Linked DNA regions of Mus musculus: region 1 is linked to region 2. The links are chromatin contacts, found by Hi-C or POLR2A ChIA-PET in ENCODE. All regions are on one chromosome and are shown on one strand. Each heading gives the region's core, a stretch centred on a gene start or an enhancer-like site at or near the end of the contact. The rest is flanking DNA. Distances are from core to core; before and after follow the strand shown. Region 1 holds the start of Eif5 (eukaryotic translation initiation factor 5). Region 2 holds the start of Hsp90aa1 (heat shock protein 90, alpha (cytosolic), class A member 1).

Evidence for each region. Hi-C counts contacts between places; a loop is a spot of excess contacts on that map. ChIA-PET counts read pairs that join two places held with the same protein, here RNA polymerase II (POLR2A).
Region 1: a loop to region 2 is called in a map of T-helper 2 cell, with 5 times the contacts of the local background. The contact joins the promoter of Eif5 here to the promoter of Hsp90aa1 in region 2. A Hi-C loop is called at or near these places in 1 of 37 maps with a recorded cell type or tissue (T-helper 2 cell). POLR2A ChIA-PET finds 5 or more read pairs at or near these places in 1 of 5 experiments (embryonic stem cell).

Annotation. Positions count from the first base shown.
Region 1 is chr12:111,536,362-111,539,390 of GRCm38, reverse strand. It overlaps Eif5 (eukaryotic translation initiation factor 5), which reads right to left and starts at 1,290. Exons shown (of 12, transcript NM_173363.5): 1 at 1,152-1,290; 2 at 843-1,036.
Region 2 is chr12:110,694,946-110,698,040 of GRCm38, reverse strand. It overlaps Hsp90aa1 (heat shock protein 90, alpha (cytosolic), class A member 1), which reads left to right and starts at 1,646. Exons shown (of 11, transcript NM_010480.5): 1 at 1,646-1,789; 2 at 2,361-2,522; 3 at 2,623-2,989. The coding sequence starts at 2,361.

The sequences.
Region 1 (3,029 bases), core at 41-2,540, 840 kb before region 2:
AAAACACACAACAACCCTACAGGTTTAGCATCACTCCTCCCCGGGACAACTTCCCGTCCCCGAGTCCCTCACACAACTAACACTCCGAGCTCTAACAGCCCGAGTCCTTGTGAGAAAACAGCTGACATCCCCATGTAACAAAGCACAACTCCAGGAACCCAGGAGGCCACCATTTTGACACGGGTTGTGACTGGCAGGGAAACTGCTCGAAACGAGGAGGACAACACGGAACACAAACCCTGCTCCCTCAGCCGCCGGGAGATTGTCACATCAAAGGCCACCGGCGAGTCATGGGTTGCCCCGGCCGAGCGACAGCGTTGTAACTGCCGAAAAGGGGATCCGGGCCCTTTCTCTCCCTCACTTCAGGCCCGGGGGCCACCAACTTCGCCGATGGCGCCTCCCCCGGCTGCCATCGTGGTAAAACGGGAAACGTCGAGCCGGACCTGCCAACCGCCGAGGGGCGGCTTCGGCGACTCCGGGGGCTTCAGGGCGGCAAGTCCAGGCTGGGAGCCATTGGCTCCGTCGGAGCACGAGGACCACGGCCGAAGCCGCGCCCGGGCTCCCTCCCCTCGCTCCCTCGGCGCACGGCCGACCTTCGCCCTCGTCCCCATGGCTACGCGACGGTCGCAGCCCGTCGCCCGGCCTCCCCCTTCCGGCGGCCGGCGGGGCAGAGGTGCGGCCTCCCTGAGTCACAAACGCGCCCCGGGCCTGACTCAGCCACGGCGCGCGCGCGGGCGCGCTCCCGCACGGCCCGGCCCCCCCCAAACTGCGCCACACGCGCGGCGGGTCACGCGGCCGCGCCGCCATCTTGCCGCCGCCATGGCCCGCCGCCCGCGACTCACCGTTTTCGTCAAATAAAGACATAAACCCAACGCGGCTCGCCCGGGACTGGGAGGAAGAGGCGCTGGAAACCGGGTCCGGAGCGGCGGGGCCGGCGGCGAGCGGAGGGGCGGCTGGGCAGGTGCCGCCGCCGAGCAGCGGGAGGGACTGTCCCAGCGACGTCCGCGTCCACACCAGCAGCGCCGAGCCTGGCGACCTGGCGGGGACAAGGCAGTGAGCGGCGGGCGGCGCCTGCCCCCGCCGGCGGCCCGCGGGGTGGAGGGGCGGGAGCGCAGGGCAGGGGCGCGGGCCACCGCCCCCCGCGGACTCACCTCTGGAATGTTCTCGCTCTGACTGAACAACGCCGCCGCCGCGCTCAAGCTACCCTCGGCCCCGGAGCCCGCCCCTTGTACCGGGCAGCCACCGCTTATTGGCCGCAGGCCCTCCCAACTTCTCTTGTCATTGGCTCGCATGCACGTCGATCTCACGCTTCTCCGCCCTCCACTTCCTGGGGCTCCACTCGTGGTCTCGGCCCGCCTCCTGCCTGTCCCAGCTTCCTTCCCTTCCCTTCCCCCCCCCAACTCCGTCCTTCCCAGAGGCCTTCGCGGTCTCGCGATAGCCCGGCTCGCTCTGAGTTTATGCGTTCAGGCACTATGGCGCCTGCCTAGTCCTCTCTCGGGGCGGGGCCGGGCCGGCTATGTCCACGGTGCTTCTCTGTGGGCCACGCGTGATCTAACTGCTCATCTGGACCGCGCCAGGAGGCTCCCGACACTGCGGCTCCCCTTGCCTCTTTCCCACCACCCTTCCTGCTGCCTGGCCCGTGCCTGTCATCCCATATGGTGCCTCTCCCTGAGCTCGGGGAGCCAAGCCGCCGCCGAGCCGAGACTCCGCGGTTGTGGCTCTGAGGTTTCCCACGATAGAAACCTTTTTTTGTGTAGCTTGGGTCCCCGCGCAACTTAGGGTGGTCTCGACCCCAGTCAGGTCCGGCTGTGCCTCGAGGTTTGGCCATCCCCCCGCCTCGGGGCTCAGTCGCCACGTAGGGCCACCCCGTCCAGCCCAGCCCGGTCTGTAAAGGCCAGGCTGGTTGGTGACTGTGACTCCCTGCAGGTGCACCCGAGGAGGCAACAGTGTTTTATTTACTAACAATTTATGTTCGGAAGAGGAGCCCGGACTTTTTCTTTCCTAGACACTCTTCCATTATTTAAAAGAAAAAAAAAACTTCTTTTTTTGGTAAAAGTTTCGACTGAGAGTTGAAATCATCCCAGAGTCCAACTAATAATATAGAAATACCTGTTCCACCTTCCCAGGGCTTCTGAGAGCAGCAGCCTGGCTTAGTCAGCAGCTGCCTGGTTTCCTGGATGGGGAGAAAGAGCAGTGTTGTGGAAGAAGGGCTGCCCTTTGTTCTACGCCAGTAGAATTTGTAACAAGGTTAAAATGGAAAGATCAATTTTATTTTGCCCAAATCCAAGGTTATTTCCCCATGACTTAAAAGCTCTGTAAAGCTAATTGACCATGTCCGTGAGGGAGACTAAAGACAAGATGCAGAACTGAAAGATTTGTGTCTCTTCTGTAGCTTTTATTTCACAGTCCATGGCTCTACAGTTTTTACGGCTCTGTGCTTATCCAGGTTCCCCCTCGTTAAAGTGGAAAGATCTCAGGCAGTGCCTCTGTGAGCCATGGATCATGACTTGGCAGTATTGGAAAAGATTGAGTTTTTGCTTGGCTGAACTCAAATGGCAATATTTTAGAAACTCTCAGAAAAGGGTGTGAAACCAGTCCGAGGTAAGAGGCTTGTCTCACAAAAGTATTTTTGGTAACACTATACAAAGTGGTCTTTTCTGTATGTTCGATGGCCTGATGTTTAACTTCATTTTAAAAGTTTGTAGGAGCCAGGGGTGCTGACACCTTTAATCCTAGCACTCCAGAGGCAGAGGCAGGCTAGCCTAGCCTATATAACAAGTTCCAGGACAGCCACAAAGGAGATGAAAATATAAAAGCTTATGCTAGTGTTGCTTTTAATTTTTAGTGCTGTTATTATGGACAACTTCTAAGAATCACTTTGATGCCCTTTCAGTATGTAGCCCAGCCTGGCCCCAAACTCATAGCTAGCTTCATGCCTCAACCTCCCTAGTAGGGGCTTACAGACAGGTACTAGCACACCCAGCTAAGTGCTTTGTAAAAAATTTTAAATTAATTTTATTTATTTACAA
Region 2 (3,095 bases), core at 397-2,896:
AGATGGGTGACTTTCTTCCTCTCCCAGAGGAAATTGCCTGCTGTGTTTTTGTCCACAGAGCACATTCTTTCTTCTTTCTTCCCCCCAACTCCCCCAGACAGGGTTTCCCTGGTTGTCCTGGAACTCACCCTGTAGACCAGGCTGTCATCAAACTCAGAAATCCACCTGCCTCTGACTCCCTCCCGAGTGCTTGGATTAAAAAGGCTTATGCCACCACTGCCTGGCTTCCTCTTTCCCGGCTTCTTTTCTTTCTAAGCTTTTATTTATTATTTTATGTGTATTGGTGTTTTGCCTACATGTATGTTTGTGTGAAGGTGTCAGATATTGGAGTTATGGACAGCTGTGAGCTGCCTTGTGGGTGTTGGGAATTGAACCTGGGTCCTCTGGAAGACCAGTCCATGCTTTTAACCACTGAGCTATCTCTCCAGCCCTTTTCTTTCTAATCTTAGTAATCGTTTTGTCAGCAGGAAAAGATGCGGAAATAGGAAATACAGGGTGGGAGTAACCCAAAGGAAAGGTATGGGGAGTGAAACCGAAGCCTATATTAAAGATAAACAAACAAGGAAACTATCTTTTGGGTCACGTTAATCGCCCAAAGTAACTTCGTATGTACACCATATGAAGGTGCTTCAAAAATCAGGATAGAGTGTTTTATATGACCATTTTTTGACTGCGTGTGCCTGTGCACCATGTGTGTTCCTGGTGCCCGTGGAGGCCAGAGAGGATAGTTTATTTCCAAGAACTGTAGTAACTGGTGGTTGTGAGCTGCCTTAACGTGCGTGTTTGGCACCACTAACTGCTCCCAGCCATCTCTCTAGTCCTTTACACTTATTTTCACACTGTGCGAGTGTGTGTGTGTATGGGCACGTGGGAGACACAGCGCTGAAGGCTAGCTTTTTTTCCCACGCTCTGGGTGGCAGATATCAAACCCAAGCACCTTTACTGGAAGAGCCATCTTTCCAGCCCCAAAATTACAGTAAATTAAGGTAGCACAAATTTGATACAAAATCCCTCACAACGCCCAATTTGAGGGTCATAGCTTTTGGTCAAAGAGAAATCCCCAAGCACTCTGGACGGATTTGTAAGACCCACCGTGTAAGGTCTCTCAGTAAGCCCACTGTAAGGCTTCAGAACACACTCCAGCGGGGTCAGCCCTGAAATTCAGACTACGCAACCAGAACCCCAGTCCGGGAGGCGCCCCACCCATCAAGGTGGAAGCCAGGGGGGGGGCGGGACTCGCCTCCTGCGGGGTCCGCGTTCCCAAAGGGAGCCCGAAGGGGGACCTTTTGCCTGCAAGGACCTAAAGCGCCGCAGAGGACCGCGAGGTTCACACAACACGCGCGCGTTCCCATGGGGACGTCCCTTTTACAGAGCGCCGGGGAAAAGAAGCCTTAGACCACAGGGCTCACATGGAGGCTTCAGGCGCATGCGCTGGCCGGCCCGTCCGCGCGCGCGCGTGCGGCCCGGGAAGGCGCCCGGCCCGCCGAGCGTTCCGGACTGCGCATGTGCAGAGCACCTGGCTGTGGAGGAGGGGCTTGCGTTCGTTCTCCGCGCGGGTTCGGCGCGCTCCAGGTGGAGGGGCGGGGCCCGTCCATTGCGCAGGCGCGGGCGCGCGGCCGAGGCGACGGTTGGGGAGGGTTCTTCCGGAAGGTTCCGGAGGCTTCTGGAAAGAAGCGCCGCGCGCTGGGCGGGCCCGCCTCTATATAAGGCCGGCGCAGGGGGCGGCGCGCCAGTTGCTTCAGTGTCCTGGTGCGGAGCGTCACGTCTCGTGCGTGTTCATTCAGCCACGGTGAGTGATGGCGCAGGCGGACTTAGCGGGGGCTTGGGGAGCAGGGCCGTAGGTTGCTGGCGCCGCGGCGGCAGCGGGGCCACCATCCGAGTTCCCTCAGCCCGCGGAGGTGGGCGGCCATGGCTTCCGACCCTAGGCCCCAGGCGGGCCTCATATCTACGCCCCAGGCCGGGGATGCGGCAATGGCCGCCGAGGAGGAGCGGTGGCGGCGGCGAGGCGGGCGCGGGGCGAGCGAAGCGAGGGTTGGGCTGTCGCCGGTGCCGCCGAGGCGCGGGCGGGCGAGGGAGGCGCCATAGCGGCGGGTTGGGGGAGGGTGGCCGTTAGGAACGGCGTGCGTGGAGCCGCCCGGGTCCGAACGTCCTCCCGGAGGCGCGCACATGCGCTTCGTAATTACCGCATTCTGAAATGAGGTCATCCCTTTGTCATCCACCCCCCGCCCCGTCGCCCTTTTCTATTTCGTCCCTTTCTTAGTCCAAAATAGAGTCGGTAAGAGACCTCTATAGAGGAGGGGCGGTCGTTAGCACGCCTGCAGCCATTCTGTGAGGCTTTAGAGTCGTCCTCTGTGTTCCAGATGCCTGAGGAAACCCAGACCCAAGACCAACCAATGGAGGAGGAGGAGGTCGAGACCTTTGCCTTTCAGGCAGAAATTGCCCAGTTAATGTCCTTGATCATCAATACCTTCTACTCGAACAAAGAGATCTTTCTGAGGGAGCTCATCTCCAATTCATCGGACGTGAGTATACCACTTGGAGGATTGGACGTTGCTTTCCCTGAAAATTTCACCTTGGGGTTTGCGCTTGACGGTTTTTTCATTTTTAATCTTTTCTTAATAGGCTCTGGATAAAATCCGTTACGAGAGCCTGACGGACCCCAGTAAACTGGACTCGGGGAAGGAGCTGCACATCAATCTCATTCCCAGCAAACAGGACCGAACCCTGACCATTGTGGATACCGGGATTGGAATGACCAAGGCCGACTTGATCAATAACCTTGGCACCATTGCCAAGTCGGGCACCAAAGCCTTCATGGAGGCTTTGCAGGCTGGTGCAGATATCTCTATGATTGGCCAGTTTGGTGTTGGTTTTTACTCTGCCTATTTGGTTGCTGAGAAAGTGACTGTCATCACGAAGCATAACGACGATGAGCAGTATGCCTGGGAGTCCTCAGCTGGGGGATCCTTCACAGTGAGGACTGACACAGGTAGGCATAGGCCAAAAGGAATGTATTCAATTGTAGGGGGTGTCTGGTTAACTTCAGTAAGTGCTTGAGAGGGTTAACTTGGAGAGTTGAAGAGTTAAAGAGCAGT